Linked DNA regions of Mus musculus: regions 2, 3, 4, 5, 6 and 7 are each linked to region 1. The links are chromatin loops, found by intact Hi-C in ENCODE. Cell type or tissue: heart. All regions are shown on one strand.

Evidence for each region. Peaks named below come from ENCODE experiments on the same cell type or tissue, not always from the same donor. Only the 100,000 strongest peaks of a DNase experiment are listed, where the experiment ranks them.
Region 2: it touches region 1 in a loop (1.9-fold over the local background); 3 of 42 quality-filtered maps call a loop at or near these places.
Region 3: a loop joins it to region 1, with 2.3 times the contacts of the local background. A loop is called at or near these places in 3 of 42 quality-filtered maps.
Region 4: a loop joins it to region 1, with 2.1 times the contacts of the local background. A loop is called at or near these places in 2 of 42 quality-filtered maps.
Region 5: it touches region 1 in a loop (2.2-fold over the local background); 9 of 42 quality-filtered maps call a loop at or near these places.
Region 6: a loop joins it to region 1, with 2.8 times the contacts of the local background. A loop is called at or near these places in 10 of 42 quality-filtered maps.
Region 7: a loop joins it to region 1, with 6 times the contacts of the local background. A loop is called at or near these places in 4 of 42 quality-filtered maps.

Annotation. Positions count from the first base shown.
Region 1 is chr13:67,727,714-67,731,713 of GRCm38, forward strand. Zfp65 (zinc finger protein 65) reads right to left here and starts at 1,460. Exons shown (of 4, transcript NM_145622.2): 1 at 1,348-1,460. The coding sequence starts at 1,353. It overlaps Zfp85os (zinc finger protein 85, opposite strand), which reads left to right and starts at 1,549. Exons shown (of 3, transcript NR_027969.1): 1 at 1,549-1,989. In heart, a CTCF peak has its summit at 1,964 (motif pointing right); DNase peaks (open chromatin) are centred at 1,198 and 1,478; H3K4me3 peaks cover 1,407 bases; H3K27ac peaks cover 909 bases.
Region 2 is chr13:67,524,052-67,528,051 of GRCm38, forward strand. It overlaps Zfp87 (zinc finger protein 87), which reads right to left and starts at 2,180. Exons shown (of 4, transcript NM_133228.3): 1 at 2,026-2,180. The coding sequence starts at 2,031. In heart, no CTCF peak of the experiment used is centred here; a DNase peak (open chromatin) is centred at 2,150; H3K4me3 peaks cover 1,930 bases; H3K27ac peaks cover 1,291 bases.
Region 3 is chr13:67,778,153-67,782,152 of GRCm38, forward strand. Zfp493 (zinc finger protein 493) reads left to right here and starts at 1,541. Exons shown (of 4, transcript NM_028402.2): 1 at 1,541-1,667. The coding sequence starts at 1,662. In heart, no CTCF peak of the experiment used is centred here; DNase peaks (open chromatin) are centred at 1,629 and 1,959; H3K4me3 peaks cover 1,272 bases; H3K27ac peaks cover 981 bases.
Region 4 is chr13:67,126,652-67,130,651 of GRCm38, forward strand. Zfp759 (zinc finger protein 759) reads left to right here and starts at 1,577. Exons shown (of 4, transcript NM_172392.3): 1 at 1,577-1,663. The coding sequence starts at 1,658. In heart, a CTCF peak has its summit at 2,006; a DNase peak (open chromatin) is centred at 1,630; H3K4me3 peaks cover 1,041 bases; H3K27ac peaks cover 928 bases.
Region 5 is chr13:67,615,026-67,619,025 of GRCm38, forward strand. It overlaps Zfp729a (zinc finger protein 729a), which reads right to left. Exons shown (of 4, transcript NM_183146.4): 4 at 1,976-4,000. Among named protein-coding and RNA genes, the nearest start is that of Zfp729b, 7.3 kb to the left of the region's middle. In heart, no CTCF peak of the experiment used is centred here; no DNase peak of the experiment used is centred here.
Region 6 is chr13:67,831,561-67,835,560 of GRCm38, forward strand. It overlaps Gm10037 (predicted gene 10037), which reads left to right. Exons shown (of 4, transcript NM_001309374.1): 2 at 1,672-1,798; 3 at 2,235-2,311. The coding sequence starts at 1,675. Among named protein-coding and RNA genes, the nearest start is that of Gm10037, 2.5 kb to the left of the region's middle. In heart, a CTCF peak has its summit at 1,783 (motif pointing left); no DNase peak of the experiment used is centred here; H3K4me3 peaks cover 65 bases.
Region 7 is chr13:67,267,463-67,271,462 of GRCm38, forward strand. It overlaps Zfp458 (zinc finger protein 458), which reads right to left and starts at 1,606. Exons shown (of 4, transcript NM_001001152.2): 1 at 1,569-1,606. The coding sequence starts at 1,574. In heart, no CTCF peak of the experiment used is centred here; a DNase peak (open chromatin) is centred at 1,699; H3K4me3 peaks cover 1,266 bases; H3K27ac peaks cover 765 bases.

The DNA of each region.
Region 1 (4,000 bases):
GACCACACAGCTTGTGACAATAGTTTAAAAGAAACTCCCAGAATCCACTGACTAGGCAGAACATGAGCTTCTATCAGTCCAAAAGCTAAAATCTCATCAAATGGTATCTTTGGTGAATAGAACATCTCCCATGTCTCACAGTACATACCTCTATCAGACTCACATCAATGTATTTTAAAATTTACTTGGCTAATGACATTATTTGTTCTGTAAAACCATGAAACTGCTTCCAAGTTGGAGTATGGAATTTTCACTAAACTAAATCTGTCTTCTCAGATCATGGCCAATTAAATGGCTCTGGGCTAAACTATTCTCTTAACCCTTCAAGAGGAGAACTGTGCATTTTGCATGAACAGGAACCTACTATGTGTAAACCTTAAGACCCCCAAGTGTGCTACAGCTTTTGAAATTTATCTTACAGTCTCTCAAAGACAGTACAAAAACTTGGGGAATCCTTTCTAGAACTATCCAGGAAGCATCAGTAAACCAGAAAGCCACATTGAGGGACAGAGTACTTTTAGAAGAGATTAGTCACTGCTGATAATGTGAACAGACAGAAGTAAATCATGTGGTAAGAGAACAATGTTCAGAGCCTGGCCTATTAGCAGAGATATTTTCTCCCTTCCCTTTCAGGCATTCCAGCCCCTCCCTGCGATCTTTCTCTCATCACACAAGTGTACTATCCTATCAGAAATGCAGTCCAAATTTTGAAAAAATAAATATACTCAGATAGTATTATTGGGGCACTGCTGTCTAGTGATTTTAAGCTTAAGTGTAAAATCCATAATTATTTGGATTGTGCCAACATAAGTTCAAAACAATTCCAAGATTATTCTGTAGCTACATAGCCTTGTATTGTGACGACTCAGGTCACAGAGGTGTACATTAGGAATTCCTACTCAACCCGAGGCATCCATAAATCTAACAATTCATTCCAAAAGAAAAGAAACTAACATCCCACACAACAGTCGCCCTCACAAGACTCTCTGTCCCTGGAACTTCCGGAAGTTCTGTAAGTGCTGGGACTCAGACTACAATCACATGAGTAAGGGTCAGCTAGGCAGAGCAAAGTAGAATGCTCCCTTCAGCATCTCCGCACAGGCAGTCAGCAGACCCAGCCTGCCCTTGCCATCCCCTTGTCTCTAACATTCTTCCCGGCCAATCCTGCTCCTAGGGGCAGTGGCCCATCCTAGGTCAACACAGTACCTCCAGGTCGGCGGCCCCCTCGCCCCCCGCCCCCCCCCCCCCCCCGTCTCCCAACCAGCCTGAGCCAGCTCCCTCCGCGCCTGACCCGCCATCCTGCACAGTCCCTCAGATCTGTACGACCGCACTGCTCCCTGCACCAACCTCCATGTCAGGGATCCAAACCCAAGACACTCGATTAACTTTGGGGAGAAGCAAGGTTTAAGAACGAATCCGGAAGTTTGGTACCAACGGCCCCTTCTGGAGTCGTCATAATTGTTGGGACTACATCTCCCACAAATCAGTGTAAAGGACTTCCAGGAACACACCAAAGGAGTTCGGTGCACTGCCTGGGTACCTGCCTAAGTGTGAGCAAGTGAAATTGGAAAGAAACAGGCACATGGGCAGCCACAGGGCATTCGGGCTCTTTTGAAGTGCTGTGGTCTCAGCAAGGGATGTTAGCCTGTGAGTCGAGCCTTTCTCAGTAATGTTAATTATACATGCTAGTTATTTCTGCTAAAACGTGATTTTAAAGCTCAAATCTACTTATGAAATCATACTAACACATGGGAAATCATGCTTTCATGGTCTGCTTTACTTAAAAATAAGGAAGCAGGAAGGTAATGTAGGACTGAGCATTTCTTTAATGAAACCACGCTTGGTGATCCCGCCTGACATGCAGCATCTCAGGTGCTTAAGACAGAAGAACAGGAAATCAAAACTAGTCACCACCGGGTGTTCTCTGAGCACAGGCTTTCCTCCTCCCCATCTCCCAGCAGGAGGCGCAGAGCTCCTGGGATCACACTGGTGAGTCTACTGACTTTTGGTACACTGTGCACTATAGGATTTCCCTTGTTCCCTTTGATGTTCCTTATAGAATTTCCTCTCTCTCCTGATCATGCCATCATTCATGTTTCAGACTATTTAATATTTGGTATCTGTCTTGAACTTCCCTCACTTCTTTAGGAAAGTTTATTCCTGTGCAGTTCATGCTTGAGACAAAGGTATGAACCCCATCCATCACAAGGAAGATTTCATGTTTCTGTGATGCATTCTGATTCACAGGGAAACTGATTCAGAACAGAGACTATGTGAAGTTCCTATCAATTCTTGTATTCCAGGCAGTGTGTTAACCCAGGGATACAGCTCCACTTAGAGAAACTAGAGTCAAGCAGTACATTCACCTGAACACTTGATTGGCATGTCTGTTTAGAATGAGGTCATGACTAGTCTGTACTCCTCCTGAATGCTGCAGTGAAGGGCACTGTCATCAACCATAAGGCCTTAGCATTTCTGGACATGTCTAGGATTCCAGTGTACATGTGCATGTGCGTGTGTGTGCATGTATGTTTGTGTCTGTTACATGTAAACCTACCTGAGAGGGCACTGACTCCTCTGGGAGGTGCTGATCTGTGAGGATGCAGCATTCACCCTCAACTGTTCTGCAGTTTCCATTTCCTCCTAGTGGGATTGGTTAATTCAAGAGGAAGAGGAGGAACTAATATGGTATAGGAACAAAACGAACATGCAGAACCTAACTGAACATACAGGAAGCCCCATTTAGCATGATATTAGGGGCCCAGGCATACTTAGGGAGAGTTTACCACAGTCTGATTCTCAGGCCTTATATGTTTCCTTAGACCATGTTGGCAGTTTCAACTTTATCAGACATACTATCATTTTATAAAAACTTGATTATTTTAGTTTCACCCATACAAACATTCTGGATTAGCTGTGAGATTTGACCAAATTCCTCTAAAATCTATGTTCACTTACAGTAAGCGAAGGAGATTGTTATGTAGTTGAGAGTAGGTAATATTCTTACAGAGCATGAGTTTGTTTTCTAATAATACTGTCCTTGCCCAGGTGACTATGGCATGAGAGAAGGTTCCTGCACAAACGTGGACAAAAGAACGTATGCTAAAAGAAGGAACATTCATAATGTCCATTTGCCAGAGATCCTTAGGTCTGAGTCCTCTGAGATTAACTCCCGTAGGCAAAGAATGATGGGTTTCTGGACAAATGGCTCTTGCCTGACAGCCTGTCTTGTTAAACTACTTGATAGCATAATGCTTCTGCTTGCTCTAAGCTGTACAAATATAAGGTTGTATAGCAAGATCAGCTAGCCAATTGCCTTCTGTCAAGGGCCCAGATAAATGCGTGTCCATAAATGACTTATAAAAAACACAGGGAGGTTCTGTTTTGAAATAAAAGTTGTAACTTAAATAAAAGTGAAGATATGGTAGCTTTGTTTAGAACCAGAGTAGCGGTTTCAATAGCTGGGAAAAGATTAACTACATATTGTGAATCAAAGTAGAGATTAAAAGGACAGCTTTGCAACTTAGTAAAGGCAAAAATCACAGCGATTAGTGCAGGAGTTTCAGGGGGTTCCACTAATGATGAAAGAAAGAAAACTAAATTCAAGAGTTTAAAGCCCTAGCCAGAAAGTTTATTCAAGGTCCATGTCTCATGTGGCTTGCTAGTTAGGAGGGCTTTTTTGGGCTTAGAGCAAAGAACAAAGGCTGTAAAGTCATCCCAGGAACCAACTATCCATTGAGATAAGAAAGGCACGAAAGGACAATCTCTGGACAAGCTAAAGATAGTAATGGACCACCTGCTGATATGGTTTGGGTTTTAGCCAGATGTCCTGCCGACCAAGATAAACACCTTCCCTTTAGAGTTACTATCACATACTGGTCTCTGATGTTTAAATTGCCCATTTGTGTGTAACTGCGCCGATTCCTCCCCCAGTTCCAGACCCTTTTTCTACAAAAACCTCTAGCTTTCGAGCCTAGTGGCCAATATCTGTTACCTCCTG
Region 2 (4,000 bases), 200 kb before region 1:
AATGTTTAAGAAGCACAAATGGGAAGAATTCCAGGAAAACCAGAAGACACATCAAGAGGTCCCAACAGAAACTAATACAAATGAACAATCAGAGAAAATAAACATTCCCTGCAAATGTGGAGGAATCTTCAAGCAAGACAAAGCGTAAAGTCCCTACACACACAGTAATGCAGAGGACTATCTATCTGATCACCAAAATTTAACGCCTTTAACAGAAGCATGTGAGCAGGAGATTTTTAAAGTACACATCAAATACAGTCAATAAACCTTCTCAAGTATATGTTTTAAATGTGAGCCATGTCAGTTAGACGGAATTCTGTCAGGCTGGTACTAAGCCAAGTGACAGAAGCCATCAGAAATAGTGTATCCATGAACTGTTTTTTAAAACCTTTAATAATTTTTACACAGAATCGTACTTAGCTTAAGTTCATCTTGAGTAATCTATAATATGGAAGATGACCTTGAAGTCCTAATCCCCCGCCTTCACTTCACAATGCAGAGATAACAAGGATGCTCCAAGAAGAGGCTTCAGTTTTGGTTTGGTTTGGTTTCTTTCAATCACAGGTGTGTTTAAAGTATATATACTGGAAAGGTCTGTAAGTTACAGGACAGCATGCCTCTGCTTCATGCCTACTTCTTAGGAAACCACTTTTGGTTCACAAGGTAGTGTACTCTTCCCACTTTAGATAATGGAAAACACAATGCTGTTCTTGTCCTGTAGGCCAGTGACATTAACTAGGAAGTCTCTGTCTTTTACATAACAGTTACATAGTCCACAGAAATATTCATACTGAAGGTGGCTTAAAACCCATGTTCCTTATGAATAATAGGCTTTAATGCCACACAAACACTTGATTTGACTTAAAGTGTTGTGAACTACAAAACTATACAAGAGACAGGCCAAGGAGTCTATTATGGGCAAGGGACCCTAACTGAGCAAAAGCTCTTCAAATTCACCTTTCAATCTTTCTGACGTGGATAAACTGGCAAATGTTCAGGGAGCAACAGGGAACCTGAGTGCCACAGTCGGGGCAGTGATAGAGTAGTTGTTAAGGGAGGTTTAGATGTGCAGTGTCCAGAGATAGAAGAGAAGCTCACAATTGAAGAGCAACGTAAACACTGTTAGGTATTCAAGGTCACTTCTCCTCCCCAGGGACACTCAAGTCCTTTCCCCGAAGTCACTAATAATCTCCAGGCCATCTCTCTGCTCCCATCACCCCCTCATTTGTTTCAGAAAAGGAGTCCAAGCTTCTGACATTACACAATCTCTGACATAAGTGGATACGGTATTTTCTAGTATTTTACTCTACAATGTAGGATCAATAATATCCTGAATAAGCCTTCTCCTTTAGAACATTAGACTGTCTCTACATGTGAGTGTTAAGTGTGAAGATATAGATCACGGAGGTGGCCATGAAATATTCTCATTCAAAACAACACACCAAAAAAAACCTAACAATTTATTCCAAAGAGAATGGTACTAACATCCTATACACCAACCTCCTTAGCAGAACTCTGTCCCTGGAAACGAGGAGCAGCTATTAACTCAAACCAAGAATATTAGGCTGGCCATAAATAGGAGGTGCCAGATCTCCACTCGATCTAGAAGTTCTGAGAAATCTGACCACAGTCAAGTGGCCAAGTGATCACAGCCAACAGACTTCCTAAGGCAAGCAGGAATGTGGGCTCCCATTTACACCTCTGGCGCAAGGAGAGGGCCGGCCCACCCTGCGGGGGGGCAATACTGAACCTTCCACCATTCCACATTTCTGTGCTACAGAGCCAGCTCTCCCACCCCAGAAGCGTATACAGCCGCGTCCTAACAAAGCTTTCACTCACAGCGCCACCCCCATACTGCTCTCCCCACCCAGATTTGCATCCAGGCTCAGTTGGCCCAGCTTAGGTCAGCAGCACAGCATCACCAACTCGGCTTCTCCCTGCCTCTGGTCCACCTCGGCTCCGCTCCCTCCAAGCTGGACCACTCCCCTGCACATTCCCTCAGGCTGCACTGCTCCCTGGACCAACCTCCATGTCAGAGATCCGATCGAGAGCGAGGAGCAGGACACAGCACCGCTAACTTAGGGGAAGACAAACGTCTGCAGACGGGATGCGGAAGTGCGGTTCGCAGAGCGGCTGCTTGTGACGTCACAGAGGGCACGACTACATTTCCCAGAGTTCTGTGTTCTCCCTACTGACAGCGGAGGAGGGTGGAAAGAAAGGAGAGGTGTCAGCACTGGGACAAAAGCCCACAGTCAGGCTGCTTTAAAAGTTCCGGTTGTAAAACGGACGTGCTAGAACATCCGTTGAGGCTTTGATAGGAGGGGTTATTAGTTGTATCTGGTCAAACTGTAGTTTAAAAACTCGTCTACTAATTATAAAATTGGAACCTGCACCAAAAGTTGACAATCATTTAATTGTACTTTAAAATAAGGAAACAAGAGGCTAAAGTGGAGTGAGTGCTATTACTTAGAGATGCTTTTTGACATCAACTTCGGTGTTTAAAATGAAAGGATTACAAATCCAAAGCGTTCTAGGCACTTTACAGAGACCTTGTCTCAAAATACAAAGTACAAAACTAGCAAAGGGGGTAGACTACGTGCCTAGAATGAAGGAAGACTTAATTTAATGCTCAACTTGTACATACTCCATTTTTCCATGTGTGCTGACAAGCCTGTGAGCATACATGCATTAGACTCCACAGCTGGGAAAACAAACAAAAACACTTTCCTGTGAGCACTGGAATCCATACAGTGAAGGAGGTAGGTCAGAGACATAGACGTTAAAAAAAAAAAATCTCTGAACGAGGTTATAAGTACTACCCTCACATTTACATGTGAAGACTTTCCAGAATCCATTGGTGGATCCTTGATCTCTCCATTTGTCCCTTGCTTACACTTTCATTCATTAATCTGCATAAGAACTTTAATTTTATGAGAACTATACCAGAACATCACCCACGTCTCCCTGGTTCACCACAAACAGAGAAGTGTTTAACAGCAGGTGGTCTCTGAGCCTGTGAGTATCTCTTCTGCTTCTCTCCCAAGGAGGGCACAGTTCTTAGCATTGTACGGACTTCTGGTCCATCATCCATTGTAGAATTTCTCTCTGCATTAGGCATGGGGTATCTTGCTCTGTAGACCAGGCTTGCATTGGACTCAAAGATCCCCCTGATTCTGCTTCCCAAGTGCGGGGATTAAAGGCATGTGCTACCACTATCCATGGTATTTTTATCACTGTGGAGAACTCAACTTCTCTTTTCCTACTTAGTTCTCCTTGCAGTGATTAAGCATGTGTTGTAACCTCCGAATTGCTGATACTAGAGAGATACTTTAGTGTTGTGCACAGTTTGTCTCTGCATTTTTTGCTCCCACCCCCCACCCCCCTGGCCAGAAGCTCCCATCTTCCCTCTAGCCCTAGACAAGTATGCTACACAGACAGCTGGTTTCTGTGCTGTGTCCTCCTGCAGCAGCCTGAAACTCCCTCCCCCCACCTCTAGCATTAGAATGGCACTACCCATAAAACTCCCCCTTAATGAGGACATTCTGAGGAGACATCCTCCCTGCCTTTGTGTCTCTAAAAACCAACACTCCTGCTGAGGAACTGCAGAACTCCAGGTGCCTGTCCTTGAGACCTTAGAGAAATAACAAGCTCAAGGGAGACCATGGGGAAAAAAAAGTAAACAGAGGTCAAGCTCTCCTTAAATGCTATTTTCCCACTGGACTTTCTCCTTTCAGATGAATTCACACTTTTGGAAGAATAGAGTCTTTCATGGACGGGGGTCTAGGCTTAGGGCACCTTTCCTGTTGCCTCAATATGGAGAATTAGGGTTCCCCGTTTAGAGCCATTCTTTCAATAATTACCTAGAATTTCAAATGGCCTTTTCTGTAGTTTGAACATGATGAATGAAAGATAACAGCAGCAGGAAGACACCTACTGATCTTAGGAAAGAACTCAGGATAGCTGCATCTCTGCAGCACTGACTTGCAGGCAGCTCCACAGG
Region 3 (4,000 bases), 50 kb after region 1:
TTGAACAACATTTTTAAAGGATGGGAACACAAAACAGGGGGGACCAGGGGAGGGGAGCTGCACTTTTAACCAATTGTATTTTGACATTATGGGTTAAACAAAGGAGTACCATTGGAGACTGGGCGGTATCCAGGGCACTTGGCTTCAAGGTCCTTAATTCGTTCTCCTAGACATTAGGTCTGGAGTGGTTAGGAGCTTAGAGTGCTAAGGAGACAAAGGACTGGGTCAGCTGTATGTAGTATATATGTGTGTGTGTAAAACCATGGTTTAAATAATAGCAATCTCTCTCTCTCTACACACACACACACACACACACACACAGCTGTTAACAAATTAAGAAAACATTTGGAAAAGTGAGTGATAGCTGTTCTTTACGGGCCTGGGAACATGAACTTGTATGACCCTGCCAGCAAGATGGAGAAGTTGCCCTTGAGATGGCTGGACTCAGACAACTGTTTAAAACAGAAGCTATTCAGCTATACGGAAGTCCCCAGCTCCCCTAGGGCCTGGAACTATGAATTTAGTTTCTCTCTAGAATTTAATGAAATCTGAAAGTGAAATCGTCATAGTACTTAGAATACGTTTCTTTTCTTGTCCCCAACAATACTTGCCTGCATTCATGAAAAACCAGGTAGAAGAGGATGAAGCTCTTGTATAGCACAAATTAGTGGATGAACATGTGTGCACTCTACTTACAGACAGACCAAAAAAAGATCCTGAGATAAATTCAGGATTTCTTCGTAAGTTAACATCAGAGAGCTGGATGTTTAACTTTGTCCAATGATTTAAAACAGCTGTGTCCCTGATCCATGCCCTTCACTGTATGGAAGTTTCCAGTGTTCACATGAAAACGTTATCCAGTTGTGGAGTCTTATCCATGTATGGCTCACACAGGTGAACAAGGAGTAGTTATGCATATGTAATGCTTGGTATTAAGCCAAGCCTCCACTGTAGTCAAGGGCTTTACCCCTTGCTCCCTAACCCTACTTGTACATTGTATTTTGAAACAAGGTCTCTTTATTTGGCCCAGGTTAGCCTTGGATTTGGGATCCTCCTGTCTTAAGTTCCTGAGCAGTTCGACTACAAGGAAGGTCACATATAGTTATTTTATAGTAATATTGAATCAGTGTGAACTTTACATGTAGAAGATTCCATAATAAGTACACTTTTGAGTTTAAATCGCAACATATTGAACAGAAATAAGTTGCAAACCTATTAAAGGTTACTGCCAAAGGCTCAATTTACATTTAAACGTGTCCTGTACTGAATTCAGCATTTCCCCCCCCTCTCTGTGTAGCCCTGGCTGTCCTGGAACTCACTCCATAGACCAGGCTAGCCTCGAACTCAGAGCCTGTCTCTGCCTCCCAAGTGCTGGGATTAAAAGCTAGCGCCGCCACCACTGCCCGGTTTAAATTTAGCATTTTAAAAGCCAACTGGCTCCCTGTGGTTGTACCAGGACACAAACTGACTGCTTCCTCCCAACCCCTTACACTCTAAGGGATTTCTTTCGCATAGAGTTGTGGGAAATGTAGTCTTGCCCATATGACGTCACAAGGAGCCAGTCAGGAAACCACGTTTCTACTCTCGGTCTGCATAGTTGCATCTTTCCCAAAGTTGAGCAAGAAAAAGGTCTTGCTCAGTACTCGGTTTGCATCTCTCACATGGAGGTTCGTCCAGGGTGCAACGCTGCCCTGCAGGCGTGAGGGTCCGCGTGGTGATGGGTCCGGAATGGATGGCGAGGGTTTGTGGATGGGAGGTGGGAAGAAGCGGACTTGGGGGTGCTGTGCTGACCTAGGCTGGACCAACCCCACGTTGGATCCAGGTCAGAGCTGCGGAAAGGGCAATGGGGTCGGCTCTGAGAGTGACCGTTTTGCTTGCACGAGGCTACTGCTGGAGTCCACCCTGCGCAGGAGAGCTGGCTCAGGACCCAGGAGTGAGAACTGCTGGAAGTCCTGGCAGGTTTCACCCTGACTGGTGTCTGATGACAGCCTGAGGCTATGACTGGGAGCGCACTCTCCTGCTTGGCTGGGGAAACTCTGCTCTCTAGCTGACTCAGGCTCACATGGTTGTAGTCAGATTTCTCAGGAAATCTAGAACCAACTGGGTGTGTGGTGCTTTCTTTACTTTATAGCTGGCCCAGGACTCTTGGAGTTGACAAAAGTTCATAACCTTGTTTATTTGCAAGTGAAGGGAGTTTTGGGAGGGCGGTTGGTGTTTGGAATGTTGGTTCCATTTTCTTGGTAATGAACTGTTAGATTTATGAACTATTTTGAATAGAAGTCCTTCGCGATCACTGTTGTGACGTCAACCCCAAGACTAACACTCCTATATGAATGAGGGCAGAATAGTCCCTTAAAGGGAAAGATTTGAGTTTTGTGTCAACCAAGTAGTTCACTCTGTAGTGTAGAGTGAAAAGTACTAGAAAATAATAGATCAGCCAGTACCTTCGGAGACTGCGTTTGGACTCCTTTTCAAAATGGAGAAACAAATTGGTGTGAGAATAGGCGTGGGTACAGGGCTGTTGGTTACAGGTGAGAGGGGGCTGAAATGTCTCTGGGGGAGGAAATAATACTGCATCCTAAGAGGTCGGTCTTCATCGCTCTTTAATGGCCAGCTGTTCTGTCTTTGCATATCATCTGCAGTGTCTAAACTCACCTAAACCAACTCTTATCGAAGAATGTGGCATCTAGGTTCCCTAACCCTCCCCAAACAGTTCTAGACAAACTCACCCAAGTACTTACAGTGTGTCAGAGAGACAAAAAGATGGAATTGAGGAGCTCTGATCACTCAGGGCCCTGTGACTGGCACCTTGTAAGCACCTTAATGAAGCCAGCCTTGAACTCCTAATCCTCCTGCCTCTACCTCCCAAGGACTAGGATTATTGGTTTGTGCCACATTGACATGGCAGGACCTACAAGGTCAGAGGATATCTTCTGGGAGTCATTCTCCCTTTCCACCATGTGAGTTCTGGGTATTGAACTCTGTTATTAACTGACAGAGTTTCTGGCAGTCCGTATTTACCCATTCAGGTATCTCTCCAGCCCTATTCATGGCTATTGTAACATTTTTATTTGAAAGTATTACTAAGGAAGACAAATATTGCCTCTGCTGGAAACCTTCACATTGAGTGTTAGCTGTCAAAATGTTTGACTTTCAGCTGCTGAAAAGCTTCAAACTCAAGTGAGGGGATCTCTCTTCCCAGATCTTAACTTCTCCTGTCTTTCTATTCTACTTCATTTACATGTAGTCAGTAGAAGACAACCATACTATGCAGCAGACTCCAGGATACAGGACACCTCCACTCCCAAAGCCCAGTCTGAAGGTGTGGTTTGAATGGTGCCCCTGGGCTCTTCTTTGAATGCTTTGTCTCCATTTGGTGGAACTGCTTGAGAAGGAGTCGTAGGCGTGGCCTTGTTGGAAATATGTCACTTGGGACAGGCTTTGAGATGTCAGAAAGACTCCTACCCTCTCTCAGAGCTCTGCCTCTTGCTTGTGGATCAAGATGTGAGCTCTCAGCAATTCCTGCTAGCATTTCACTATTCTGGACTGTAATCTTCTGAAACCATAAGCCCAGTAAAAATCTTTTATAAGTTGCCTTGGGTGCTGGGCAGTGGTGGCTTACATTTTTAATCCCAGGACTCAGGAGGCAGAGGCAGATGGATCTTTGAGTTCCGGTCCAGCTTGATCTACAGAGCAAGTTCAGGATATCCAGGACTGTACAGAGAAACCCTGTCTCAAAACAACACCCCCACCCTACCCCGTTAAAAAAGTTGTCTTGGTTGTAATGTTTTATTACAATAGAAAAGTTATTAAACCAAGAAGGTGTATGTGCAAACGTATAGGTGGGCTTTTCTTATTGCAACCAGCATAACTGTACCCTCAGGATTTCACAGTGATGTTAGTCCATCAACCTTCCAACAATCCTCTTTTAAAGTAGATGATCTATAAATAGTTCTTGTGATGTAGATGATCTATACATAGCTCTCATGATGCTGTGGAA
Region 4 (4,000 bases), 600 kb before region 1:
CTTTCTTCTCTCTCTTCTCCACCCCCTACCAGGTAACTCAATACCCGCCCTCCACAAATCCCTCCAGTAATTGGCTGTAGCCAATTTGATTTATCCCATAGTTTTAAATCAAGGATGAAGGTTTGTGCCACAGAACCATGTAAATATGAGAAGTCAGCTGTAGTACTAGATCTTGGATACAGAATTTAGCATTACAATACATAGCAACAGACCAGATCTCAACACATAACATATATTGGAAAACTAGCTATGCTCAGAAATACTAACTTTTGTGGTTTCTGTCAATGCCCTTCACTGCAGCATTCAGGAGGAGGACAGACCAGTCATGACACTTGCCAATCAAGTACAGGTACATGTATTGTTCCTTGACTCTAATTTTTCTAATTTGAGGAAGCCGTTCTGCATTCCTGGATAAACATACTCACTGGAAAAGAAGAATTAAATATGGACTCGGCACAGTATCTTCTTTGAAACAGCTTCTTTTTGAATCATTAGGATTCAGGGAAGTAGGAAGTCTTTTCTGTAACAGGGTTTGTAACTTTGACTCAACCATGAACTGCACAAGAATAAACCTTCCCAAGAAGAGACATGAATTCTCAATACTCTATGTTTCCAGTGTAACTCCTTTAATACAGTGATCTCATTAGACAGTATTATGAATATTTCTGATATCTTTGTATTCAAGAAGAAAATATCTCAGTGTTCTGTTTAGGAGAAGTGAGGGAAATTCAAGACAGATAACACTAATGTTCAAATATTGTCAAATATGACCGATGACAGGATCAGTGCAGAGACAGAAAAATCAATAAGGAACATCAAACCTAAGGCAGGGGGAAATCCTATAGTGCACAGTGGATTAAGAGTTAGTACACACGCCGGGCGTGGTGGCGCACACCTTTAATCCCAGCTCTCCGGAGGCAGAGGCAGGCAGATTTCTGATTTCGAGGCCAGCCTGGTCTACAGAGTGAGTTCCAGGACAGCCAGAGAAACCCTATACAGAGAAACCCTGCCTCGAAAAAAAAGAGTTAGTACACACATCATTGTGATCCCAGTAACTCTGTCCCGCCCCTTGGGAGACATACAGAAGAGAAAAACCAGTGGAGTGCTCAGAAAACATCTGCTGGTGACTAGCTTTGATTTCTAATTCTTCTATCTTAAGCGACTAGGATGGTTTCAATAGAATCGTAAAGAGATAATGCTCACTCCTACATTAACTTCCTGCTTCCACATTCTTAAATAAAGCAGATCATGAAAGCATGAATTTTCCATTTGTTAATAAGATTCTATAGTAGGTCGGAGTTTTTAAATCAAAATGTTTTATCAGAGATAACATGGAAACCTGATAGGCGGGATTAATGTGAAAGGTTCAGCTCACAGGCAAACATTTCGTGCCGTGACCAAGGACTGTAAAAGAGCCCAAATTCCCTGTGCATGTCCATGTGCACCTGCTCTCAGTGGACTGTAATCCAGGCAGTGTACAAAACCTCTTCAGTGGGTTCCCGGAAGTCCTTCCAATTGATTTGTGGGAAATGTAGTCCCGGCCCCTGTGACGGCATCAGAAAGTGCTGTCAGCATCAAATTTCCATATTCTTTCGTCAAAGGTCGCTTCTCAAATTTGTGCAGTTGTCCTGTTGAGCGCTGCATTTGGATTTCTGACATGGAGGTTGGTGCAGGGAACAGCACCATCTTGCAGATATGAGGGACTGTGCAGGGTGGCGGGTAGGGCACGGAGAGTGCCGGCTTGGGCTTGTTGTGAGACAGGAAGCTGCTGACCTGGAGATGCTGTGCTGACCTAGGCTGGGTCACTGTCCCTGGGCACAGGTTTGATGAGGAGAACGTTAGAAACTACAGGATGGCAAGGGCAGGCAGGGTCTGCACACTGCCTGTGCCTGCGATGCTGACCAGAGCTCAAGCATGTTTAAAGGGAAACGTGCTCGGCCTAGTTGACCCATTCTCACTGGCTGTAGTCAGATTCTCTGGACATACAGAACACGGGGACATCTACCGCCCCCTATACGTCATGTCCTGGAGACTACTCCTTGTTTGAGTTCACACAGCTTTCTAAAGTTCCTAGTGTCCAGGGACAGAGAGTCCTGTGACGGTGATTGTTGTGTGGGGTGTTAATTACTTTTCCTTTGGAATGAATTGTTAGATTTATGGATGCCTTGGTTAGAGTGGGAATTTCTAATAGACATCTCAGTGACATGATTCCTCACAATACATGGCTGTATAGCCACAGAATAATCTTGTAATTGGTAACATCCCGTGTTTGCACAATCTATGTAATTATGGATTTTACACAGATTAAAAATGACTAGACAGTAATACCTCAACGGTTCTGAGTATGTTTGTGTTCTGAGTATGTGTTCTGTCCAGTATTTGGACTTCTTTTCAGATGTGAGAGATAGATGACTTGGTGTGATGAGAGAAAGATCGCTGGGAGGAGCTGGAAAGTCTGAAAGGGAAGGAGGAAATATCTCTGCTCATCTGCCAGGCTCTGTACATTGTTCTCTTTAATCTGGCAGGATCTGGATATTGTCTCATCATGTGATTTTCTTATGTATGTTCCTATTATTGGCAGTGTTCGAACTCTCTTAAATTTTCCCTGTCCCTCAATGTGACTTTCAGGTTTACTGATGCACCCTTAATAGTTTTAGGAAGAAGTCTTCAAATTTTTCAACTGTATTAGAAAGGCTGCAAGATAAATTTCAAAACCTGTGGCATACTTGGGAACTTATGATTTGCATATAGTAGGTTCCTGTTCATGCAAAATGCATAGTTGTCCTTTTGAAGAGTTAAGAGAATAGTTTAGTCCAGAGCCATTTTTGTAGCCATGATCTGAGAACACAGGTTTAATTAATCCAAATTCCATGCTCCAACATGAAATCTATTTCATGGTTTTACAGAACAAAGAATGTCATTAACCTAAGAAAGCTTAAAATACATTGGTGTAAGTCTGATAGAGGTATGTATATGTACCTTGAGATATGGGAGATATTCTATTCACCTAAGATACCATCTGCTGAGATTTTAGCTTTTGGGTTGATAGAATCTCATGTTCTGCCTAGTCAGTGGATTCTGAGAGGTTTTTATCTATTAACAAGCTGTGTGGTCCACTACATAGTGAGGCAAGGACTGTCCCTGAAGGGAAAATCAGCCCAAGACAGCTAACCCTGAACCTGCAGAATTCCAGGCTCTGCCCCTCAGTGAACTTCCACGTGGGCCATCAGTCTCTGCACACACAGACTCCTTACAAGAGTTTTGCATTCACAACATACACACAGGTTTTCTTTGTGTGTTTGTTTTTTCAGGGTTTCTTCTCCACATCCCCTCCTCCATCTCAGGCGATCTTGCTTATACTGTCCTCAGTCAAACCAAGCTTTAGTGAGCTGGAGATAAACAAGATAAACAAGATTGAGGGACACTGGATCCAGCTAACCAACAGAAACAGGACCCAAATGATTAGATTCAGAAATGAACAGGGAGATTTTACAACAGATACCAAAAACTTCAGACTATCATAAAGGGATATTTTGAAAATCTGTCCAGTGTAATTGGAAAATCTAAAAGACATCACTCATATCTACTTGTTGTAGACAACTTTGTACTGGCTAGTTTTGTCTCAACTTGACACAGGCTGGAGTTATCACAGAGAAAGGAGCTTCAGTTGGGGAAATGCCTCCACGAGATCCAGCTGTAAGGCATTTTCTCAATTAGTGATCGTGGGCAGGGGGGGGGTCCCTTTGTGGGTGGTGCCATCTCTACATCAAGCTGGTAGTCTTGGTTCTATAAGAGAGCAGGCTGAGCAAGCCAGGGGAAGAAAACCAGTAAAGTAGCATCCCTCCATGGCCTCTGCATCAGCTCCTGCTTTCTGACCTGCTTGAGTTCCAGTCCTGACATCCTTTGGTGATCAACAGCACTGTGGAAGTGTAAGCTGAATAAACCCTTTCCTCCCCAACTGCTTCTTGGTCATGATGTTTGTGCAGGAATAGAAACCCTG
Region 5 (4,000 bases), 110 kb before region 1:
AGTAGAGCCAGCATTCCTTCTTTGTTCTTATTTCTAGATAATGGCTACATCACAACATTTAGATGGATGGAATAGGCAGAGCTCCTACCCTCAAGCTACTAAATTTTGCTTTTTTTATTTTGGCCCTTTAATACCTTCTTAGACAAAAAATTCTTTAGAAAATTGCATTGTAGATCAAATGTTACACAAAATGGGAGTTACAGAACACTGTCAATAACAAGTTTAAAGCAGTGTTTCATTGTATATGCTCATTATAATTGGAAAGCAACAGTTTCATATGGTCTTGCTTTTTGATAGAGCACACTATGGATTGCTGTTGATATGCAGGTGAGGGCCAGTGAAATATAAGGCTAGAGTCTGTGAATGGGCAATGAAATAGGAAGGAGGGGCTAAGAGTTTCAGAGAGAGAGAGGGCAGGGGATAGACAGAAGAAGGACAGAGAAGATGGAGGAAGAGGACCAACCAGATCCGTATGGCTTGAAATAGCCACAGGTAGCTATGAATATCATAAAAGAGCATAGAATAAAATAGGGCAATTTGTCCAATCTAGATGGGCAGCTTGTATCAATATCAAGTGGCTCTGAGCTGACTGTGTAGACGTTTTATGGGTTGAAATTTTACTGTTATAAATCTGACTGATAATTTACAAGCCTCTAGAGTTTTGATTTTACTGGGTTAAGGGAATTGTGACAGCTAGCCACAGGGAGCAGATGACTGGGAATGTGAGCAGGTTTGGAGGCAGGCTTGTGGGGATAGACATGGGGGCGGGGAGACCACCACAGCCAGAGCATAGCAGCGATAGCGTGGATTGATTTTTAATTATTACATGCAACAGCACACCTGTGGCTTTATTCTTGGACTTGAATTTTTTTTCTTGAACAAAAAATTTCACAAGCCAATTTCTCTTTTTAGTGTAACCATGAAAGCTCATTTTATTCCTAATTATGCAGCATTTAATTATTATTATGAGGAGTGGGTACATTCTATTCTTCAGTCTAACTTTATTATCTTTCTAGCAAAACAACTAAAACTGTCTCTTAAAACTTTCTTCTGACTGGACAGTGGTGGTGCACGTCTTTAATCCCAGCACTTGGGAGGCAGAGGCAGGAGTTGGAGGCCAGCCTGGTCTACAGAGTGAGTTCCAGGACAGCCAGGGCTACACAGAGAAACCCTGTCTCAAAAAACCAAAAACCAACAACAAAAACAAACAAACAAAAAAACCTTTCTTCCAATGATTATTTGAATCAAATCAGAAATTCTGTAAAATTATTGTTTCAACAGAATTAATTTTTGAAAGTTTGCCTTTTTATTGACCTGTAGAAAATCTGCTCAGTAGGGTGGGCTAGATGTTCAGGATTATTATATCAATTTAATAATGAAAGGACAGGCTTGTCAGCTGCAAGAAGCAATCCTGAGATGAAGTCTTATTGGGATCTTTCCTCATTGAGATTCCCTATCACAGATCATGCAAAAATTGTGGGCCACTCCAACCACAATCACCAGATCTTCTGACGTCTATAAAACTAATAAACAAATTCAAATCAATAGTCAGAGCCTTGCTCCTCCCATGATGCTAGAGCTCATGGAGTTAACAACTGAGATACAAGCATTACTTCTTGACCCCTGTCTACATAAAATACAAACATAATTCAAAACATAATTTAGGTTTATTTTGTCTGGGCACATGTATGTATGTATGTATGTATGTATGTATGTATGTATGTATGTATGTATATATGTATGTACATTTGTATGTGTGGCAGCACATGCATGAAGATCAGAGGACAACATTCAGAGGTAATTTCCCCTTTGTATTTCATAGGTACTGGGAATACTAACATGGGTATGGTCTTGTTGGCAGTTAAGTTTGTTCCCCAAGTCATCATGCTAGCTTTAGCCACAAATGTCTAATCTTAACATTTCTTCCCTTCTCCCCAACCTTACTTTCATCTCATAAATAAAATAGGCTACTCTTATAAGTAAAGCATTTATTGGGCTTGTTTACAGTTTCAAAAGTTTTGTAAGTTATCATTATTGTAGAAAACATATTGTAGGGAACATGGTGGATAGAGACAGATATATTGATGCTCAAGAAGTAGCTGAGAATCTTACATTTTGATCTATAGTTATTAAGAAGAGAGCGACACTACATCTGAGCTTTTGAAACCTCAAATACAACCCGTAATGACACATTACTCCAACAATGCCACACTTCTTTATCCTTTCAAAGAAGTGCTACTGCCTGATGACTAAGCATTCAACTCTATGAACACTTAGAGCAATTCTTACTCCAACCACAATACATGATGGGAAACTTATGACAGCAGGAACTTAAAGAAGCTCATCATGTTCCATACACAGTCAGGAAGCAGGAGATTGATGGATACTTGCCATCAACGTATTTTCTTACACTGCAGCATTTCCAGCACATGCTTCCAACCACAATCACCAATCTTCTGACGTCAATTAAACTAATCAAGAAATTGAGAATCAATAGTCAGAGGCTTGCTCCTCACATGATGCTCGAATTCATGGAGTTAACAACTGAGATACAAGCATTACTTCTTGACCCCTGTCTACATAAAATACAAACATAATTCAAAACGTAATTTAGGATTTTGTCTGGGCACATTTATGTATGTATGTATGTATGTATGTATGTATGTATGTATGTATGTATGTATGTACATGTGTATGTGTGGCAGCCCATGCATGAAGATCAGAGGACAACATTCAGAGGTAATTACCCCTTTGTATTCCATGGGTACTTGGAATACTAACATGGGTATAGGTCTTGTTAGCAACTAAGTTTGTTCCCAAAGTCATCATGCTAGCTTTAGCCACAAATGTCTAATCTTAACATTTCTTCCCTTCTCCCCAACCTTACTTTCAACTCATAAATAAAATAGGCTAGAACTTGAAAGGTCCATAAAAGATTTAATAATTACAACACTATGAAAGCCCACAGTCCATGTGTCACGTGAGACTCAAGGCAATCTCTTATGTGTGAGCTCTTACAACATAAGAACAAGACACTAATTTTACTACTCACTGGTATAGAATAAGTATTCTTATTCTAAAACAGAAGAAACAAAACACACCCAGGAAAGATCAGCCCCAAATCCAGAGAACACACAATCTGACAGCTCTACTTTTGGCATGATTGTGTGAATGATTCCAAAGTCTTTACTTACCACATTGCTCAATCTTATATGGTTTCTAGTAAGCAGGAAGCTTTTAGTGTATGAAGAAGTGTTAACATATTATGAATATTTAACATTTGCATTATTTAACTCCAGTTTGAACTACCTCGTGTTGAGATATATAAAAAGTTCAATAAATGGTTTGCAACATTTTCCACATGTGGCATTTCAGTTTCGTATGAATTATGAGGTGTTTTACAAGTTCTTAGTAAGTACAAAAGACTTTGGAACATTCTTCACACTTGTGTGGTTTCTCTCATAGATGAATTCTTGAATGTTGTTTAAGACCAGAAGACTGGTAATAGGTTTTGCCACATTCTCCACAATTATAATGTTTCTCTCCAGTAGGAATTATCCGGTGTTCAGATCATGCTTTGGAACTTCTGATGTATTTGCCACATTCTTTAGGTTTGTATGTTTTCTCTCCAAAATGAATTTTTGATGATCCCTAAAGTTTGTGTTGAACACTTGTTTGTACATATTCTTTGTATTTGTAAATGTCACCACATTATGAGTTAACGTGTGTAAACACTGGTGTATATTTATAGAAAAGGCTTTTCCACATTAAACGAGTAGAAAAAATCTGGCAAATTCTAAAGAAGTTGACTTGCACTTAACAATTGTAGGGTTTTAACCTGTGTGTTTTCTCTTGTGTTCAGAAAGTAATTATGGACAATAGAGGAGCAGGCTACATACTTCATAATTGGAGGGTTTGTCTCCCATATGATTTCTCTTGTGATTGGAAGTCCTTGCCACATGCTTCACGCTAGTAGGGTTGGTTTCTCTATGGTATTTTT
Region 6 (4,000 bases), 100 kb after region 1:
CCTCATCTTGGGATTGAAGCTATTCACCATGACACTCAGAGTGTCAGCATGTTCTCATCTCACACTGAAATTGTTGAGCTATTTTTAAACTAAAAATACAGAGTTGTAACTTATAGAAGAAGGAGGCCAAATATTTTTTACCATGGACTACTGATGTCAGGAAGCCAAGGTTCTGGGCCTTCCTGAGTAATGGACGCTCTGGAACAGTGGGAGAGAGAGAAGCTTGCAGTCTTGTTGCCCTGAATGCTGGATGTGTATAAGGATCATGTGGGCTACATCTTAGAATCCGATAACATACTGTTTGAGTTGAGCACAACAATACTTAGAAAAATGATCAAAGCTTATCTATACAATTATTTTAAAGGACCCCACTAATACATAAACTGCTGATATTTTCATGTATAAATAAAAAAATAATATGACTATTCTCGTTGGCCAATCTGGGGCATTATTCAATAAGACATGAATATAGAAATTAAAAAATTTTGAAATAATTAGACAGCATAGCAAACATGCTGCTCAACTACAGCACACTGATACATGCTGTCAAATGTGTAAAACACACTTCAGAAATGTCACAAACATCAACCAGTACCCATTAGAGAAAACACAGAAATGGAACATGACAAGGAACAGTGAATTCTGTTCTATGTTAAATTCTCAGTATGATTAGTCCTTTGCATGCTGGTTTCCCCGTATGTTCAGAACCTTGAATGATATTAGTCTGTGAGTTCTTCCTTTAATGTTCTACCCCTTGCCTCCTCCATCTCCTGTCCCTTGTCACTGTGCTTTGTGTCGCTGCTGAATTCTGGACAAATGCAGAAACCCAGATGACAGCCAGAGCCACCTCATTAAAGTCTGTATTTTCATATAATTTCACATTCATGGCTGTGTATATTTAGTGTTGACAAGAACCTTCTCCCTCACCAGGACTTTCTGTTGTGAGAACTGTTTATTTGTGTGGTTTATAATAAGCATATGGCATTAAATGGATGCTTCTGTGGATGTATTTATTTTACATTTCACCTGTCTTCAATGTATAGAGCCCACATGGTTTTATAGCATCTTTTACCTTGTTTTCCTTTGAAGATGGGTCCATTGTGAGGTCATATGAGTACCTTTGATGTGTCTGAAGAATATTACTCAGTGATGTGAGAAACAGGTCTAGCTCTCTTTCATCCTTACAGAATCTAGATTTGTGTCCACAGGCACATGATGCCCGTGTAAAGGTTTCTACCACTGTGATAAAGATCATGAGGAAAGGCAATTTGGAGAAGAAAGGGTTCATTTCAGCTGACATCTTCAGGTAACAGATCATCACTGAGGGAATTCAAGTCAGGAACCAGCGCAGGAACCACACAGGAACGCTGCTTATTGGCTGGTATTCCATGGCTTGCTCAGCCTGCTTTCCTATACCATACAGAAACACCTCCCCGGTGGGATCCCACCCATATTGTAGATATCTTGTTATCAATACTAATTAGGAAAATGCCATAGGCTTGGCTACAGGACAATCTCCTGGAGACATTTTTTTCAAATATTCTTCTCTTCTCAAATAATAGTGTCAACTTGACGGGAGAACTATCCAGCAGAGTTCATCATGGTATTTAAATGATTTTAGTGGTTTTAATTAATTTAAACTGTGATATCATTCATTGGTCTTCATTTCAGGAAATGCTATCATTTAGGGATGTGGCCATTGATTTCTCTGCAGAGGAGTGGGAATGCCTGGAGCCTGCTCAGTGGCATCTGTACAGGGATGTGATGCTGGAGAATTACAGCCACCTTGTGTTCCTGGGTGAGCACTGCATCTGTAGAGCATTTGTATCTCACCATCAACATGCAGCTTCCTCACCTTGTAAAATGTCTTATAGGAGCATTTCATATCCTTAAAAAAATTAGGTTGTTGTACAGCTAAGAACCACTTCACTGTTTTTCTCTTTGTATGTTTAACCTTTCTGTGTTAGAAGTATCTTCTCCTATTAGAAATTCAAGGGCATGAGGCTTGGAGTACACTTATTAATTAAAATGCTTAACAATTCAGTTTTAATATTTCTCCCTTTAAATAAAACTTAGAATCTGGATATTGTATGTCCCTATATGTATTCTGGTACTCTTGTCAGAAATCATTTTAAGGAAATAATTTTCTTTACTTGTAAACACTACTTTAAGGGTCATATCAATTCCCTGTAGACCAACTCTTATACAATCTCATTTCCTTTTCCTACGAACAGAGCTTGCTGACTCTAAGCCACAGCTGGTGACATTTCTGGAGCAAAGACAACAGTCTACTGGTGTGAAGAGACAAGAGGTAAAAACAGTGTTCCCAGGTTGGTAGGAAAGAGGAGGTCGGAACAACGTGGAGGTGCAATGGTCGGCTTCCCCATATACTTTGAAACATGATGTAGTTGTCAAGATAATCTTAGATCTCTCCATCCAATGTTTTACTTGGGTCTTTGCATCTGTTTGAGTCAGTTGGTGGCTGGAGCCTCTAACAGGATAGTTATGCAAGGCTCCTGTCTTCAAACATAACCAGAATATCACTAATAGTGTCAGGGATTGGTTCTTGCCCGTGGGTTGTGTCTCAAGTTGTGCCAGTCATTGGTTGACCATTCCCTCAGTCTCTGATCCTACATTTTTTGTAGACAGAACAAATTTTGGATCAAAACTTTTGTGGTTGGGTTAGTGTTCTTATCACTCCACTGGAGGATCCTGCCTGGCTACAGGAGGTGGCCACATCAGGTTCCATTATCCATATCTATTTAGCTGAGACGCCTAGCAGTGTGGATTTGGAACTTGAAGTATATCAATTTCTTTTCTTTTCTTTTCTTTCTTTTCTTTTCTTTTCTTTTTTAAGATTTTTTTTATTTATACAAGTACACTGTAGCTGTTTTCAGACAGACCAGAAGAGGGTATCAGATCCCCATTACAGATGATTGTGAGACACCATGTGGTTGCTGGGAATTGAACTCAGGACCTCTGGAAGAGCAGTCAGTGCTCTTACATGCTGAGTTATCTCTCCAGTCCCAGTGAAGCATATCTTAATGAGATCATTATTTCCATGGCTTGAGAACAGTATTTCATTCTCTGATTTACAACTTTCAGTGGGAGTTACTCACATGTTCTTGAAAATTCTGATTCCTGATATACAGGAAACTAGAACATTTACTCTTTTGAAGAGTCTGCTTTCATAGACACTCCTATATTTTTTTATTAGACAATCATTCTGTACCTATGATAGGGAATAAAACCATCAATATCTCTCATGATGAATCACATTTTAATTACTACAAATGGGAATTAACAGGTTTACAAACTTGCTCCCAGTGTCTTCCTTTTTATATTTCATTTCTTGGCATAGGGATCAACCGCTTATTGCTGTTCTTGACTAGTCTTGAAATACATGGCTGGGCGGTGGTGGCGCACACCTTTAATTCCAGCACTTGGGAAGCAGAGACAGGCAGATTTCTGAGTTCGAGGCCAGCCTGGTCTACAAATTGAGTTCCAGGACAGCTACCCGGTGGTAGAATGGTACACATTTGCACAATTATATGGTTGTAAAACCTTTTACAAATGATATTTCAATGACAGCTTTTTTTTTTTTTGTCTGCAATTTCGGTATACTCCGGAGCAATTTCGTGATGATGCTGTAATGTTGGAAAGTTATTCCATATTCACCCCAGTGAAGGCAGAAAAGTTTACTGCCGTTGTCTCTACAACTCTGGGAGAACAACAGTGCCATTCTATTCCGATCAGGGATTATCACACTGGATACCTTTTTGCTATTTCACTAAGAATAAAAAGTACTAACTACACAAATAACAGCAATCTTTGTCCTCCTCCAGAAGGGTCATCTAAGTCAGCCTCACCTTCAATGATTATCAAATATTCCCATCCCATAGTCAGCTTTATCCCTGGGCTAACAGGGGGAAGATGGGTGTGGTGGCTTATTTTTTTAATATTTTAGATTTTATGATTTTATGTGTATGAGAGTTTTGCC
Region 7 (4,000 bases), 460 kb before region 1:
ATTTATTATCCTGCAAAAACTCAAGTCCACATGGATCAAAGACCTCAACATAAAACCAGATACACTAAGTCTAATACAAGAGGAAGTATAAAGTAGCCTTGAACACACTGGTACAGGAGACAACCTCCTGAACAGAACACCAAATAGCTCAGGCACTAAGATCAGTAACTAATAAATGGGGCCTCATGAAACTGAAAAGCTTCTGCAAGGCAAAGGTCGCTGTCAATAGGAAAAAATTGGTAGCCTACAGAAGGGGAAAAGATCTTCATCAACCCTATGCCTCATGGGGGTGGGGGGGGTGACACCCAAAAAATATAATGAACTCAAAAAGGTAGACACCAACAACCCAAATAGCCAATTTAAAAATGGGTTAAAGAGCTAAGCAGAGAATTCCTCAATAGAGGAATCTTTAATGGCCAAGAAAGACCTTTAAAAGGTCCAACATTCTTAGCCTTCAGGAAAATGCAAACCAAGGTGACTGAGATTCTACTTTACACCCAGCAGAATGGCCAAAATCAAAAACGCAAGCCACAGCACATGCTGGCAAGGATGTGAATCAGGGAGAACACGCCTCCATTGCTGGAGGGAGTGTCAAGTTGCACAACCACTATAGAAATCAATTTGGCAGCTCCTCAGATAATTGGGTATAGTTCTACCTCAAGACCCAGCTATACCACGGTCATATACCCAAAAGATGTTCCACCAAACTACAAGGCACCTTACTCAACTACATTCAGAGCAACTTCATTCATGATATCCAGAATCTGGAAACAATACAGATATCCCTCGATGAACAAATGGATAAAGAAAATGTGGTTCACTTACACAGTGAAATACTGCTCAGCTATTGAAAATAAGGATATCAAGAATTTTTCAGGCAAATGGATGGAACTAGAAAACATCATACTGTAGGCTTAGAAATTTCAAGACTTACTTAATTAGAGTTCTTGAACGCTTCAACTTTCCCTCTAGCCCACGTACCAGAGGTAAGGGGAAAGAAAGGTTAATTATTTGGATTGTGCAAACACGGGTTCATACCAATTCCAAGATTATTCTGTGGCTATACAGCCATGTATTGTGATGATTCAGGTCACAGCGGTGTCTATTAGAAATTCCTATTCAAACGGAGGCGTCCATAAATCTAACAATTCATTCCAAGGGAATAGGAACTAACATTCCACACAACAGTTGCCCTCACAAGACTTTCTGTTCCAGCACACTAGGAAATTTAGGAAGTTCTGTAAATCCCGAGAATCTGACTATAGCCATGTGATCACGGGTCAGCTAGGCAGAGCATGTTCTTCAGCAAAGTTGAGTGCGCTCCCTTCAGCATCTCAGGCACAGGCAGTCAGCAGAACCAGATTGCCCTGGCCATCCTGTTGTTTTCCAACCTTCTCCTCTTCAATCTTGTTCCCGGGGGCAGTGGCCCATCCTAGGTCAGCACAGCATCTCCAGGTCAGCAGCTTCCCCTGTCTCCCAACCAGCCTGAGTCAGCTCCCTCCGCGCCCGACCCGCCACCCTGCACAGTCCCTCTGGATCTGCAGGACGGCGTTGCTCCCTGCACCAACCTCCATGTCAGAGATCCAAGCCCAGTTCTGAGCAGGACAGTCCCCTAACTTTGGGGGAGAAGCGAGGTTTAAGAACGAACCCGGAAGTTCAATACTGACAGCCCCTTCTGGTGATGTCATAATTGTTGGGACTACATTTCCCACAAGTCAGTGCAAAGGACTTCCAGGAACACTCCAAATGGGTTTTGTGCACTGCCTGGGTACCTGCCCTACTGTGAGCAAGTGGAATTAGAAAGAAACAGTCTTCTGCACATGGGCAGCCACAGGGCATTCGGGCTTTTTTGAAGTGCTGTGGTCTCAGCATGCGATGTTAGCCTGTGAGTCGAGCCTTTCTCAGTAATGTTAATCATGCTAGTTATTTCTGCTAAAACGTGATTTTAAAGCTCAAACCTACTTATGAAATCATACTAACACATGGGAAATCATGCTTTCATGGTCTGCTTTACTTAAAAATAAGGAAGCAGGACGGTAATGTAGGACTGTGCATTTCTTTAATGAAACCACGCTTGGTGATCCCGCCTGACATGCAGCATCTCAGGTGCTTAAAACAGAAGAACAGGAAATCAGGCTGGTGAGATGGCTCAGTGGGTAAGAGCACCCGACTGCTCTTCCAAAGGTCTGGAGTTCAAATCCCAGCAACCACATGGTGGCTCACAACCATCTGTAATGAGATCTGACGCCCTCTTCTGGAGTGTCTGAAGACAGCTACAGTGTACTTACATATAATAAATAAATAATAATTAAAAAAAAAAAAAGAAGAAGAACAGGAAATCAAAACTAGTCACCACCGGGTGTTCTCTGAGCACAGGCTTTCCTCCTCCCCATCTCCCAGCAGGAGGTGCAGAGCTCCTGGGATCACACTGGTGAGTCTACTGACTCTTGGTACACTGTGCACTATAGGATTTCCCTTGTTCCCTTTGATGTTCCTTATAGAATTTCCTCTCTCCTGATCACGCCATGATTCATGTTTCAGACGATTTAAATATTTGTTATCTGTCTTGAACTTCCCTCACTTCTAAGCAGAACACTGAGATGATTCCTCCTTGAATACAAAGGTGTTAGAAATATGTCCCTACGATTGTCAAGTGAGCTCAGTGTAGTAAAGAAGCTGCATTGGGACCATGGAGTACTGAGAATGCCCATCTCTTCTTAGGAAGATTTATTGCTGGGCAGTTTGTGTTTGAGACAAAGGTACACACCCATTATAAGGAAGGCTTCATGCTTCCACGATGTATACAGATTGATGAGGAAGCTGTTTCAGTGCAGAGACTATGGGAAGTTCCTATTCAATTCTTGTATTCCAGGCAGTGTGCTAAGCCAGGGATACAGCTCCTCTTAGAGAAACTAGAGTCATCAAGCAGTATTAAACAATACCCCTAATACATTCACCTGGACACTTGATTGGCATGTCTGTTTAGAATGAACTCATGACTAGTCTGTACTCCTGAAGGCTGCAGGGAAGGGCATTGCCAGCAACCATAAGTACTGCTAGGCTTTCAATGTGTGAGTGTACTGACTGAGGGAACTGACTCACCTGAGAGGAGCTGATCTGTGAGGATGAAACCTCAACTGTTCCGCAGTTTCCATTTCCTCCTAGTGAAATTGGTTAATTCAAGAGAAGGAGGTAGGCACAAACTGAACATGCAGACTCTAGAGAAAGCCTCATTCAGCATGGTGTTAGCGGCCCGGGCATACTTACAGAAAGTTTACCATAGTCTGATTCTCAGGCCTTATATGCTTGTTTAGACCATGTTGGAAGTTTTAGCTTTATTGCCTACACTATCATTTTATAGTCACTTAATCCTTTAAGTTTCTCCCATAGAAACATTCTGCATTCAATGTGATGTGTGGCCAAATTCCTTTTAAAAATCTATGCTTACAGTAAGCTAAAGAGATTGTTCAGTAGTTGAGAGTAATTAAATTCTTACAGAGCATGAGTTTGTTTTCTAACATTCACATTGTGGCTCACAAGCACAGTTCTAGAGGACCAGCCCAACTCTTTTGACATCATGAAGCTCATATAGAAGAGAGGAGCACAGGGACATAAACAGACAGACAGACAGACAGACAGACAGGCAGGCATGCATGCACACACACACACTGCTAGTAAAATTATATATGTGTGTGTATACATATAAACAAAAATGTATGTATATATACATATATGTATGTATATATGTACACATATATAATTAAAAGTATTTATGGGGCCTATGGTGGTATATTTCTTTGATTCTAACAGTTATGGGTCAGAGAGACTTGGATCTCTGTACTTCAGAACAGCTTGGTCTTTTGAGTGAATTTCAGGAATGTCAGCACTACACAGAACAACCCTATCTGGAAAACACTGATGAAAAAAAAATATTCAGGCCTCATGTTTGAACAAATTTGATGTTTGTACTGGCTGGTTCTGTGTGTCAACTTGACAGAAG